3 separate regions of the Homo sapiens genome follow, and all the other regions are linked to region 2. A link is a contact called in ENCODE Hi-C or POLR2A ChIA-PET data. All regions are on one chromosome and are shown on one strand. Each heading gives the region's core, a stretch centred on a gene start or an enhancer-like site at or near the end of the contact. The rest is flanking DNA. Distances are from core to core; before and after follow the strand shown. Region 1 overlaps RBM20 (RNA binding motif protein 20). Region 2 overlaps SHOC2 (SHOC2 leucine rich repeat scaffold protein). Region 3 overlaps RBM20 (RNA binding motif protein 20).

The links. A loop is a pair of places that touch in the nucleus more often than their neighbours do. ChIA-PET counts read pairs that join two places held with the same protein, here RNA polymerase II (POLR2A). Pooled maps may share reads with other maps.
Region 1: a loop to region 2 is called in a map of CD4-positive, alpha-beta memory T cell, with 5 times the contacts of the local background. The contact joins two enhancer-like sites. A Hi-C loop is called at or near these places in 8 of 168 maps with a recorded cell type or tissue (CD4-positive, alpha-beta T cell, CD4-positive, alpha-beta memory T cell, CD8-positive, alpha-beta T cell and 3 more), 8 of 37 single-sample maps with no recorded cell type and 14 of 50 pooled maps. POLR2A ChIA-PET finds 5 or more read pairs at or near these places in 2 of 52 experiments (OCI-LY7 and activated CD4-positive, alpha-beta T cell).
Region 3: a loop to region 2 is called in a pooled map, with 3 times the contacts of the local background. The contact joins two enhancer-like sites. A Hi-C loop is called at or near these places in 2 of 37 single-sample maps with no recorded cell type and 8 of 50 pooled maps. POLR2A ChIA-PET finds 5 or more read pairs at or near these places in 3 of 52 experiments (HepG2, T-cell and activated B cell).

What each region holds. Positions count from the first base shown.
Region 1 is chr10:110,742,890-110,747,340 of GRCh38, reverse strand. The region is part of intron 1 of RBM20 (RNA binding motif protein 20); the gene reads right to left. It overlaps LOC124902498 (a long non-coding RNA gene), which reads left to right. Exons shown (of 3, transcript XR_007062286.1): 3 at 1,572-1,647. Among named protein-coding and RNA genes, the nearest start is that of RBM20, 100 kb to the right of the region's middle. Within about 2 kb of position 1,265, at least 4 of the 41 ENCODE cell types and tissues checked have a DNase peak (open chromatin) inside an H3K27ac peak, as active enhancers do.
Region 2 is chr10:110,991,834-110,996,361 of GRCh38, reverse strand. The region is part of intron 3 of SHOC2 (SHOC2 leucine rich repeat scaffold protein); the gene reads right to left. Among named protein-coding and RNA genes, the nearest start is that of MIR548E, 5.2 kb to the right of the region's middle. Within about 2 kb of position 3,126, at least 3 of the 41 ENCODE cell types and tissues checked have a DNase peak (open chromatin) inside an H3K27ac peak, as active enhancers do.
Region 3 is chr10:110,799,568-110,804,160 of GRCh38, reverse strand. RBM20 (RNA binding motif protein 20) reads right to left here. Exons shown (of 14, transcript NM_001134363.3): 7 at 4,243-4,374. Among named protein-coding and RNA genes, the nearest start is that of PDCD4-AS1, 69 kb to the left of the region's middle. Within about 2 kb of position 1,365, at least 22 of the 41 ENCODE cell types and tissues checked have a DNase peak (open chromatin) inside an H3K27ac peak, as active enhancers do.

The sequences.
Region 1 (4,451 bases), core at 16-2,515, 250 kb after region 2:
GGTTGAGAAGCCAGTGCTACCCTGCCAGAATGACCCCCCCCCCCAAAAAAAGAGTTTTTAAAATCAATGCTCAACTTTTCTCCCAAATGATGATGCAAATACCAGTAATACACAAGCAGGTGGAGGTTATTTTTAGTGAGGGTATTTTTTTAACTTTCTATTCTGAAATACTTATAGACTTGCAAGAAGTTGCAAAAATAGTACAGAAAGGTCTATGTCCTTATCTCCTATCTTCCCCAATGATAACATCTTATATCACTATATTACATGATCAAAACCAGGAAATTGACACTGGCACAATACAATGGACTAGACTGCAGGCCTTAATCAAATGTTATCAGTTTTTGCAGACACTGTTATACAAACAACTATAATGGTGCAGAGGGTAGAAAAAAGAAAAAGAAGTGGTATAGAATTATTTACATCACTAGGATGAAATCAATACAATGTAATTTCGATAGACAATTCATGAGTATGCAAACAATTTTTTTATTACAAACGATATTTTTCTTCATGATTGAGTCCATTGTGATGGGATGATATTTGCAGCATCTTACTCCAGTCCCCCATTTGGGGAGGTGAAGAAATTTCCCACAACAGTTCTAGAAGAGTCAGGGAGAAAGAGGCATCCAATGCCCATTGCAACCCTAATCCCAGACCCTCTCCATAGGTAGCACTGCCTGCTCCCAATCCAGCTGTGCAAAATCATAGAATTCCCACAGCTTGAAGGGCATCTCCAGGTGGAATTTGGTGCCGGCCTTGAAATACTCGGGGTCGACTGAGCAATGCCACCATCTGGTGGTCAGACAAAGAACTAAGGAAAGCAGTGGCAGCTCTCCATTTGTGGGTCTTACCAGTTGAGCAACCTTTTAAATCTATTCCAGGAGGCTCTACTTAAGGTACAGCCATACTAAATGTTGTAATAAAGAATGTTTCGTAATGAGAATAACCACTCTACAGTGGATTAAATATGGCCACAAATTCCTGGAAGCCCCTCCCATTAAGACATGAGTCTATTTCCCTATCCTTTGAATCTGGGCTGGGCTCTTGACTTGCTTTGAAGCAGAATGCACAGGAAGAGATGCTGTGTAACTTCCAAGCCTCTACCTCAATTGGCCTCAGAGTTTGCCCCTCACCCTCTTGGAAGACTGCCACTTTGTGAACAAGCCCGCACCAGCCTCCTTCAGCATGAGATTCTAGTGGAGAGAGAATCTCCATTTCTCCTGAGGTCCCACGCATATGAATTCCAGCCGAATCGCTACCAAACGTGGTGATGAGCGAGCCCAGGCAAGAACAGCTGAAGGCAACTCAAGTCATAACCCACAGAATCATGAGAAATAATAAAGGGTTCTAAATCATTAAGTTCTGGGGTGGCTTATAATGGAACAGATTTGAACATTCTCAAATTATTGTTTAAAAAATCTGTACTGTGGACAAGCTTAAGGTTTATTATTACTATTTTAAACTAGATTACTAGGCAGGGCATACATCGCTATTTCCATATGGTAAACCTTGCTTGTTGCATGCATTTTGAATATACGGCATACTTTGATTTTCCTTTGCATTTTCAGCCCTCCTCACATGTTATCACGCATTCATTCATCAAACACCAAGCATGTTGAAAGTGACAGCTCCTGGAGTAGGCACTAAGGATGTGACATTGAATTGGATATGACGGCTACTCCTGAGAAGCTCATGGCTATTGGAGAAGATACGTATGCAAATGCTGAGTGACCACTCCCAGTGGAAGCAAGACAAGGGGCTAAGTTAGTCAGGACCCAATAAAGAAAAGAGAAACCACTCCAAATCCCTTGGAGAATTTAATCCAGAGAATTTATCAAACAGACAAGAAGGTACACAAAAGCTAGTGGGGACAGGAGTAGCAATAGAGCCCTGGAAGATCCCCAGCCACTGTCAGACAGCCAGCCACAGAGGAGGGGGAGAACCACCCTGGCATCCCTCTCCGACCACCCTGCAGTCTCACCCCAGAGGCTTGCACTGTTCAAACCCAGCAGGCGCCTGGAAATGCAGCCTGCAGGGATCAAATCCCTGGGATGTGGAGCACAGGAGGGGAAGAACAAGGCTTATGACTTGCCATGGTGGTATTCAGGCTAGAAAGTCTTTACAGCAGAGGCAGTGGCTGGGCCAAGCCTTGACACTTAGAAGAACTGGACTCTATTTGGAGATGTTTTGCAGTCACATTTGGGTTTGCCCAGGAGAAACAGGGATGAAAAAGCAGAGGGTTTGTATTCAAGCAACTGCTTACAACATTGACCCAAACAACAGTAACCACGAGGAGAGTGACAGTGCATAAGAAAGATGCCAGCACCCCCAGGGAGGAAGTGCTGGAGTTCCGGAGAGGCAGAAGTAACCTCTCGCTCTTGGCTCCTTTTGGTGCTGGGAGGACAGTAAGGTCAAGGCCATCCCTTCAGCTGTCCTGAACACAAGCCTCTTGACCCACATGGTGGCCGCTATGTTTCACCATGAGCCAAGCAAAGGACCAAGATGGATTCATTGCCTTTGTTCGAAATATAACTGAGTCTTCATATCAGCAGATTTCTTTCCTTGTCTTCTTGGTACAAGTGTACATATCTTTAGATTTCTTATTTCAGTAGCTAAATATACATCTAAACTCATTTGAAATGAAATAGGGACTGGCTCTTTCACATTCTAAAGTATGGTTTGCAAACTTCAGCAGGCCTCAGACACACCTGGAGGGCTTGTTCAAACACAATATCACTAGCATCCACCCCCAGAGTTTCCGTTCAGTAAGTCTGGAGGAAGGTTTGAGAATCTGCGTTTCCATCAAGTTGCTAGGTGGATATTGCTGCTGGTGCAGGACCACACTTTGGGAACCAATGTTCAAAGGTATTAACTTTCCTCCAAGTTCTTTTATTTTATATATCAACCCACCTTCACCTTTCATCACCTTGGTAGTGGCGTTTCCCAGCCACAAGCATCAGCCCGGTGCTGGTGAAACTACAGCTCCCAGTCACTCCCCTGGAGATTCTGAGGGCCTGGAATGCTACCTTCAAGGGCCCCAGGAGAGTCACATCAGGGTGACAGAAACCACAGGCATCCTGCAAACCTACTGTGTGCCAGGCACTGTGCTTGACAGTGATTGACAGGCGCTATTTCGTGTGATCTTCCTTATACTTCCGCTTGCATTTCCTCTGTATAGAGAGGTATCTGAGGCACTGAGAGGTGAAGGAGTTTGCCCAGTGCCACACAGCCAGCAAGTGGAAGAGCTGAGGCTCAAACTCAGGAAATGTGACACCACCCTGTCACTGTACTCCCAATCATTCTACTCTATTTCTTCCTAAAGAAAAGGGGACTGGAGCCCCCACCAGGATCACTGAAAAATTTCTCTAGTGAAGAGAAGCTGATCTCTTCCAACAAGGAACACCAAATAAAAATAAAAGGACAGCTGGGCACCGTGGCTCACACCTGTAATCCCAGCACTCTGGGAAGCTGAGGTAGTCGGATCACCTGAGGTCAGCAGTTCAAGACCAGCCTGGCTAACATGGTGAAACCCCATCTCTACTAAAAATACAAAAATTAGCCGGGTGTGATGGTGCGCATCTGTGGTCCCAGCTACTCAGGAGACTGAGGCATGAGAATCGCTTGAACTGGGAGGCAGAGGTTGCAGTGAGCTGAGTTTGTGCCACTGCACTCCAGCCTGGGCAACAGAGCAAGATGCCACCTCAAAAAATAATAATAATATAAAAGAACAATGTGGGTATTGCATGCATGCATGCATGTGTGTGCCTCTGTGTATGTTGTGTGTGTGTGTGTGTGTATGTATAAACTGAATCAGAAGGCTGGGAGAAGGTGAGAAGAGGGAGAAGCTTTGGACTAAAGTTGACCATTAAAACCTAGTAATTAACAAATAAAAAGTGTAACTATTTATCACATGCAACATAAAATAAGATATATCACGTTAAACTTGTCATTTGATGAACTGTGAAAAAAATAACCCCAGTTAGCCCATGAAAACTCTTACCCCTTTTGGCAAGCCACTTAATCTCTCTGTGCCTTGGTCTAATGGTCTGCAAAACAGAAATTGATTTACCCCATTGGAGGTTTAGAGAATTAAGTGAAATAATGAATGTGAAAGCCTCTAAGCTCATAAGCCTTTTTTTTCCATTGTTGGTAAAATATACAGTTCATAAAATTTAACACTTCATATAAACCTTTCAAAAATAATTTGTAAAATACATTGTGTCTGAGTTCCTTAAACAGGGGAGTGATTAAACCCTGAGGTTTTCGGAACCCTGCCAGGCTTGAGGTGCTCTGAGAGTGATGGCTCGTGCCACAGTGAGAAGGCTTCACACTGTCCCTGTGCAACTGACTTGATGACAGCCCGGGCCGCCTTCCGGGGAACACATCTCTCCCAGGTCCATGCTCAGCAGAAAGCAGATCTTTCACAGTGAGAGTTGGAGGTGAGGCAC
Region 2 (4,528 bases), core at 1,877-4,376:
GAGATAGAGTTTCGCCATGTTGCCCAGGCTGGTCTCGATCTCTATGCTAAAGTGATCCACTCACCTCAGCCTCCCAAAATGCTGGGATTACAGGCGTGAGCCACTGCACCTGGCCAAAAACATTTATACTAAAAACAACCTATTTCCTATTGTATCAAATGTAAACATTCTTTGCTAGCTTCTAGGGGTTCCCGTAATATACCTCCACCCATCAAGCTAGCTACTTATTGTTTAACTGCTGTATAATTGCATAGTGCCACACAAGACATAGTCTCTTCTCTCAAGAGGCTTACAGTACAGTGGTATATTTTCACAAATAACTATAATACTTAGTTGACTATGATAATACCCTAAAAGAAGTATGAACAAAATCTCTGAATGTTTAGAGATGGGGGAGACAACTTCCAACACAAAGGATCAAAGCTGGCTTTATAAAGAAAGTGAAAAAGTTAATCTTAGAAAGAAGGAACATCTCTGTCTCTAGGAACAGGAGAGAATGAACAAAAGATAAGCAAAGAGGGAAAATAAATGTAGAAGTAAGAAGTCTGGGCACTTTACACTGTAAGGGTCATCTTCTCCATAAAGAGAACACATAAGCTAAATTGTGAAAAAAATGAGTATGGTGGTTTTAAGTTTTAGATAGCCATCCTGTGACATTTGATAAAAAGAAATGAAAAAGATACCTAGGAAGCAGCAGTAAGAGCCATCTGAGGGTAATCAGCAGGGACTTTACCATAACATTTGTGAAGTAACTTGTCACAGTCACCAGCTAGTTGGTGAATCCAACTTGGTTGGCTCCCTATCAACAAATCTGCCTTCAAGATCTTCATTGACTTTGCTCCACTTAGCTTGTTTCCTTGTCACAGAACCATGCTGTGCTCATTCTCACCTTCATGCTGTTTGACTGTCCTCACTGTTGTGCTCATGGACTGCATTTTTCTTCCATACTGAGTCCAATGCATTTGTTCATTGAGCCATTCTTAGTCATTTTATCAAGCTCTTACCGACCTCTCTGTAAACTGGATATACCAGCACACTGTTTTCACCGTAAGTTGGCAATTAATTATATTTGGTCTTATGTTAACTGTTTCATGGATTAGTTATCTCCCTCACCAGACTGAAAACCCAGTAAGTGAGGAGCTTTGCTATACTTCTCTCCACAGAATTGGTTTCAGTGCTAAGCATACAATAGGCATTAATTCATACTTTCTTAATAATTACAGAAACTAAAACATTTCATTATTTATCCTCCTTTCCATTAGGAACAAGATACAAAAAATTATATGAAAGGCCCATAAAAATCTATTTTCTTCAACCCATTCTTATTTTATAAAATAGCATGTCTATGAAACACAGACTTTATTGGACATAATTGAAAAATATATATGTTCATCTGGTCTATCTGAATACAAATTAATCATTCTACAAATATTTGCAGGAATTTTTCTGGGATACCCAACTTCTGAGCAGTCCATGCTTAGGTATCAGCCGGGAAGGAACTACTAACAATTCCAACTTTCTGCATTCCTCCCACCCCACCACATCACTTTTAGTTATAAAATATATAAATGTATCTTCCTATTTTCCTTAGATAACCATGGTTTATAGTCTGATACATACCTATTGAGACCTGTCTCTAAACACTTATTTATATGTATAAAAATACAGGGATTTCTTATGTTTATGTGTTTGCTTTCATATAAATGAGATCATTCTATATGCTTCTCCCCTCCCCCATATAACAGATGATAGAAATATTTTTATGCTGAGTAAACACAGATATACCTCATTCTATTTAACCATTGTAAAGTGTTTCATGTCATGTGTACCATTATCTCTCCAATCATTGCTCAACTGATGGCATTTAATTTTTTAAAAAAGAATTATGTAATGAATACCCCTAGACATGTATCTTTGTGCACATGTGAAAATATTTATGTGTCAGATGATATAGATATTTAAAATTTTAATAAATAACAAAAGGCTATATCATTTTTATTTCCACTAAGAGTGAAGAATAGCCCCCATTTACTCACATCCTTGTAAAATGGGGAGGGATGGTATCAACATTTTATCCCTTGCCTATTCCATTCCTATGGCCACTGCTACAGCAAGGCCAGCAGAAGTGAACATTTTCCTCCAAGTAGTGATCATGTCTGATTACAAAGAACTTCAAAACCTTCTGATAAAATTTTAATTTCCTGTATGCAGCTGCAGATAAAATGAGGCAGCTAACCTTTAAAAAAAAAAATGGAAGTAAACAAGACCATCCCTTTTTCTCCTTTACATCACTGCTTTCCCTATGGAAGAAAGTTGATCCATTGTAACAAAATGGCTGAATCTTTCACCAAGGGGTCTTTGAAGTCTGCCATAAGAGGGGAGAATTTATTAACAGAGAGAAGTCTCCATGATCTTACTCCATCAACTGACATGCCTCATTCAATAACCCTTTACAGTATCATGGTAGATAAATACAATATTTTAAATGTTTTTTATTCTCACTGAAAACTAAAAAACTTTCTGTGGTAACAAAGGTTAGTAGGGGAACCAAATTCTAAATGTTTGTCAACTCAAAAGCCTAGTAAATAGAACCAGATTCTTGAAATTTCTCATCCAAAACCAAATAACTCTTAAGTTTCTCACTTTTAAAACCAGAGTAGGTTCCTAGAATTTAAAAATTACAAAATAAAAATAATGTAGCCAAATTGCTACATGACATTATCTAGTACCAAAACCAGTAGTAATTTAAATTAAAAGGTACCTCCACCTTTCTTGGATCTAAATTTTTTGCTTTTTGCTGGGGCGGAAGGGGTTGAATTTCTAACAATGTAATCTATGAGAATAGGCTGTTCTGATGAAGAAATCTCACATTTGCAAAGGCCCTATCACTTGAGACCACTGGCAAATTCAAAGAGTCATCCACATTTTGCCAAAGTCCATTACTCTCAGCTAAATAAAAAAGGTTAAAAAAATTAAGGATGAAATATCAAAACTCTTTTACGCCAGAAGAAAACATCAGAAGTCTGGCATTTATTGTGATTCACCCTCTGCAGTGGTTTCAGCTCTAACCCCTCTCAATGAGTGGTTTTAACCACAAACTAAACTGCAACCTAGAAATCAACACAAGCTTGCTTTAATGTTGAGCCATCTTGACTAAGAAATAAAATCATTGTTGCTGAGCTCCTGTATATAAACGTAGGCTGATCACTGCCAATCACTGGCATTTAGCTTTCAAGTGCTTAACTTTGTCTACAAATTGTTCTGTGCTCCACTTTGACAGCTTGCTTTCTCTTACGCTGTCAGATTTTTAAAATATGGTGAAATCAAATGGCTATGAATTAAAATTAGATTCTTTCAATTTCAGCAAATATAACCAGCAACTTTAGTTTAATTTAGTATAACTTTCGAGTAAGACTAATTTAAATGATCATAATCTTATTTTAACAAAGTAGCAAAAAAAATAGTAGGAAAGACTCAGGGTTGGAAGGATGAAATGTCAAAGGTACCATTATTTTTTCAGAAACATTAAACTGAAAGCAAACTGAAAAGTAAGCAACACAGAAATTCCTGAATGTTAAAAACCCAAAGAACACCACCATTAAAAAGAAAACTAGTAAAGTTGTTATACATACGCTGCACTGTAATTACCTAAAACCCAATTACTAAAATGACTAAAATGCTACTTGTTGATATAACCATAATTAATGTAACATTTCTTCAGAGCCCAGTGCAACAAAAAGGCTTCTGTGAATTGTTCTGCACTCCAGCCTTGAAGGCAAGGTTTTGTGGCACAGTTCTCTCCTAATCTCATTTTGAGAAGAAATACAAAGTAAAGTATTTTTTCCTACTTCGGACTGTTTCTTCCCTGGATTACATAAAACTACCAGAGGTACCAGAAGGCTTTAAAAAACATCAGGTTCATACTTTAAAACAAAATAACTGTTGGAATAAAGCTTAATATTTTCTTCTGTTCATAGCTAATTTCTGAATGAGAAAATATTCATATAAAATAATACTTTTTTTATTCAACAAGGCAGACTAACAGTTAAATCAGAGAAACTATAAATATGTATTTAAGCACTCTCTTACTTAACTGCAACTTGGTAATCCCCAACCCATTTCCTTCTGTCTCTTCCTCACATCCTATGAGTTGTCAGCGATACTAGCTTCTCAGCCTGGAAGTAAATGGCAGTAATTATCACAGGGGAGTGATAGTTACTCCAGGAATGTTCATGTTAAATAAAGAAAAAAGTAAAAAACATTCTGGTCTACTTATAAGAAAAAAGAAAAAAAGGAAAAGGCAAGTAAATACAGTGATTTCTGGGAAGTGATTTTAAGACAATACAAGATTTGATTTTCAGTTACAAGTTTAGGGCAAGATTCTTTAGTCCAAGGAAAAGAGAGTGGGCAGCTGCTTCCAGACTAGCATCAACTCTGCAGAACAGGTGTTGGGCTTTCTGTTTGTTTTTCATTTTAAGTTATACTTTCTCAGAACTAGAGTAGGATTTAAAAAAGGAGAAGTATCAGG
Region 3 (4,593 bases), core at 116-2,615, 190 kb after region 2:
AGTCCAGTCAGAGCGACTCTCTCTCAAAAGTCTCAGGACTTTTGTGGGAGCTTCTAGGAAAAAACTCTGGCTTTCTCTTGTTGAAGGAAAGGGAAGGGGGAGAAAGAGCTGCTGAGGTCACTGTAGCCATCATGCCACCTAGAGGAGAGAGCCTGGGCTGCTACGGCCCATCCCAGGGAGCCCCCAGTAAACAAAGCCAAAAGAGCAGAAGGCAGCGTGGAGAGAAACCAAGTCCTAATGAGGGTCTCTGGGTCCTGAATCCAGCCGCACCTGCAGCCAGATCTACTCCTGGACGTTTCATTTACATGCATCCATAAATTCTTTTTTTTTTTTTTTTTTTTTTTTTTTGCTTAAGCCAACAGGCTTAATGGAGATGAATTTCTGTTACGTGCAGACAGAGTGGCAGCTGATTCATATCAACATAGGGACCATAAAGCATGCATTACTATGTAGTTGAGACATACATTAAGTTGTTTTCACATCTGTTATTCCATGCGACCTTCACAATGCCTTAAGAGGGAATATGGCAGCTTGGGGAGCAGAAAAGCCCTGCTAAAGATCAGAAAATAATGTGTTCTGCGCCCTTTCTATTCAAAGTGTTCTCCGAGGACCACCAGCAGCAGCATCTCCTGGGACCTCGTTAGAAATACGCAATAACAGCACTACCCTAGATATGCTGAATCAAAGTGAGTTTTCACAACATCACCAAGTGATCTGTATGCACACTGAAGCTTGAGAAGCTCTGTTAGAATACTATCTCTGCGGCTTCTTGGCTGGGTGACTATAAGCAAATTACCTGATTTCTCAGGTTTTTTTCACATAGACAACAGAGATCATGATAACACACTATAACAATGCAGCTTTAGTGCAAAACCAAAACAGCACTAAGTTTTAATCATAGCTCTTCCAGTAGCTAAGTACAATCCTGGGCAAGTTCCTGAATTTCTATTAGCTTCAGATTCCTCATCTGTAAAACTGAGATAATAATACCTGTCTAACAGGACTGATGTCAGGATTAAATAATGTATGTAAACTTCTTTGCCCCAGAGTACCGGGACTCAATTAAAGGTATACATTATTGTTATTGTTGTACTCTTATAATTACTGCTATTATACACCCTACACACTTCACAGGGTACAGTGATTACGAGACTGAAAAGATAATGTATGAAAAAAAATACTTAAAGCCAAATAACTCAAAGTATAGTCCTTTCCTGATCTGTAAACTGAGGTTCACAGAGGTTAAGCAACTTTTCTAAGCTCACTAAAGCAGGAAGCGGTAGAGCCCAGGCTGACATCACCATCTTCCAATCTAGGATAGGTCACATGGTTGTCAGTGGTTCTTTGTTTATTTGCTTTTTCTCCCACCAGACTGAGCTCCTCGCCAGCTTGCTACTTCTCCCTCCATGGCACCTGGCCCAGTTCCACCCACGGTGAGCACTCAGTGCACATTTGCTGAAAGCAAAACTCGACCATCTGACCTCTTTAACCCATGTTTTTTGCACCACCCCAAACTATCTCCCTCAGGAAGGTATTGCTATGCTTTGGTACTTTAATTTAAGAAGCCAATTACTGCCGTTAATCCTAATTAGAAACTTATGACAACATCTCATTTGGAGACCAAAGCTCTACTGGGAACTTAGTGTAGAAATTCAATTCCAGCCCCCAGGGAAGAATCCAGGAGACCAGGAACTTTGGTTGGATATAGAATGGGGTGGGATGCTTACTTGTCTGAAAGAAGCAATATACTTTTATTAGGAAAAAAAAAAAAAAAAAAGCCAGGTTCTGCCTGAAGGAGAACTGTTAGTAAAGGAATTTCAGAGGCAATGATGCAAGCAAAGCAGATTCAGGACTCTGGAAGCTGGTTGACACAGTGCCCATCTACATATGGAGACTTGTCAGAATGCCAGTCCTAGCCAGAAACATCCACTAAGCCTTTGTCTTCTAACTTCAACCTTGAAGGTGGATTAAGGCCTGTGGGTCTTAGACAAAATGGACCCTAAGTCAATGTGGAATGAGCTAAAGTGAACGGGAAAATCCCTATTAAATGGAACAGTAGAAAGCACAAAATAAGAGGGTAGATTCAAACACTAATACAGCATTAATTACAAGAAATCCAAATAGACTACGTGCTCCAGTTAAGAGAACTCCTGCAAACCAATAAGAAGACACAATGCAAAAGAAAAGCATGGGCAGATGACCTGAAAAGAAACAGCCCATCAGAGAAGATCCAGATGGAACAGCCAACAAACAGATGAAAAAGTGCTCAATCTCCATGCGCAATTAGGGGAATAAAATATAAAACTGTGATAAACTGGCCAGGCACGGTGGTTCACGCTTGTAATCCCAGCACTTTGGGAGGCTGAGGCGGGCAGATCATAAGGTCAGGATATTGAGACCATCCTGGCCAATATGGCGAAACCCTGTCTCTATTAAAATACAAAAAAAAAAAAAAAAAAAGTAGCCAGGCATGGTGGTGTGTGCCTGTAGTCCCAGCTACTCGGGAGGTGGGGAAGGAGAATTGCTTGAACCTGGGAGGTGGAGATTGCAGTGAGCCAAAATTGCACCACTGCGCTCCAGCCTGGTGACAGAGCAAGACTCCGTCTCAAAAACAAAACAAAACAAAACTGTGATAAACCATGATACTCTCCCACGACAGGCAAAAATTTAAAAGTTGGACAAGACAATGTGTTAGCAAGAATGTGGACCATTGAAAACTTTTTTTTTTTTTTTGAGACGGAGTTTCACTTTTGTTGCCCAGGCTAGAGTGCAGTGGCACAATCTTGGCTCACTGCAACCTCTGCCTCCCAGGTTAAAGCGATTCTCCTGCCTCAGCCTCCCGAGTAGCTGAGATTACAGGCGCCTGCCACCACGCCTGGCTAATTTTTGTATTTTTAGTAGAGACGGGGTTTCACCATGTTGGCCAGGCTGCTCTTGAACCCCTGACCTCGTGATCCACCCACCTTGGTCTCCCAAAGTGCTGGGATTACAGGGGTGAGCCACCACGCCCGGCCGAAAACTCTAATACACTACTAGTAGGAGTATAAATTTGAGACAACTAATTTTGGAAAGAGCTTGCTATCATCTAGGAAAGTTGAGGTAAGCATGCCTTATGATGCAGCTATCTCAATCTTAGTTATGTATGTACCTCTAGTTATATGCTCAAGTGCATATATACCAGGATGACATGTTTGAGAAGGTTCAGATTAGCCTTGTCCCTAAAACAACTCAAATGTCCATCAACAGTAGAATGGATAAACTGTATAGCCATACAATGGAAATGTATATAACAATGAAAATAAATAGACATGCCCAACAACATGGATGGCATCATGTTGAATGAAAGAAGCAAGATCTGTAAGAACACAGCATAATTCCATTTATATAAAGTTCAAAAACAGGCAAAACTAAACCATAATGTTTAGGGAGGCATATACAGGTGATAGAACTATAAGGAAAAGCACAGATATGATTATCATTGAAGTCAGGAGAGTAGAGAGGGAGGGGTTGAACAGGAGGAGGGACTCACGGGAGCTTCTGGATGCTGTCCATATTCTATTTCTTGACTTTGGTGGTGGTTTTACGGGATTTGTGAGATCTCACCCATTATTACTTTTTAAACCATACAATATATAATCAGCCATTTTTCTGTGTGTTCTGTTATACTTCACAATAAAACAAAAAAGAAGGAAAGAAAAGAAAGAAACGTAGATCAGCTAAAACAAAAGCAAACCCTGGTTTGGAACTATTTGAATGCATCCCTGAGTTCTGACAGTGGCCAATTCAGCCAAGGGCTGCTTAGAAGGACTTCTATGAGGCTTAAGACGTAAATATGAAGGAGAGAGAAGAGAACAAGAGATCAAGGGGGTGACAGAAGAAGAAAATGTTACTGAAGGTCTGTATAGGGAGAGAAGGTTGTATTCAAGGGTTTATGCCTGGAACTCTCAGCACCTTTCCCTTCTGACTTCCTCCTTTAAAAGTTCCCCTGTGAACATCTTCTTCTGGAAAACTTTCCTTGGCTCCCAGGTAGTCTCAGGCGTCTCTTTGCACTTTGTATTTACCTCAAGAGCACTTTTCTTGCCATGCTGCAATGGTTTGCCTCGAGATCCTCAAAGGCAGTGTGTAATTTCTGAATCTTTTCCTATCCTCTCCTTTCCACCAGCGTTTAGGTCAGTGCCTAACACGGAGGAGAAACTCATCTGGTGCTTGTTGAATGACTGAATGAGCAAGATAATGCTTTACCTTGAGCTGCAATTCCTTGTATCTCTTGGACATCCGAATGAGCAACTTCTCACCATTGATCACAGCAGATTTTTCTTGATAATACTGGACCATGGCCTGTGCAGCTTCTGTGTAAGCCATCTCTAAAAAGGCCTAAGAAAGAAAGGAAGGACACTCACTGGACTTGACTTTAATGGTCTTAAACAAGATTCAGCACAAGGCATGATTCCACGTCTATGAAGTTCAAGAACAGGCAAAACTAATCAACGGTGACAGGAGTTAGCATTGAGCTTCTCTCTCAGGTGGGGATGGGGAACTGATGGAGAAGAAGCATAAGGAAACCTGACATTCTGGAAATGCTCTATATCTTTA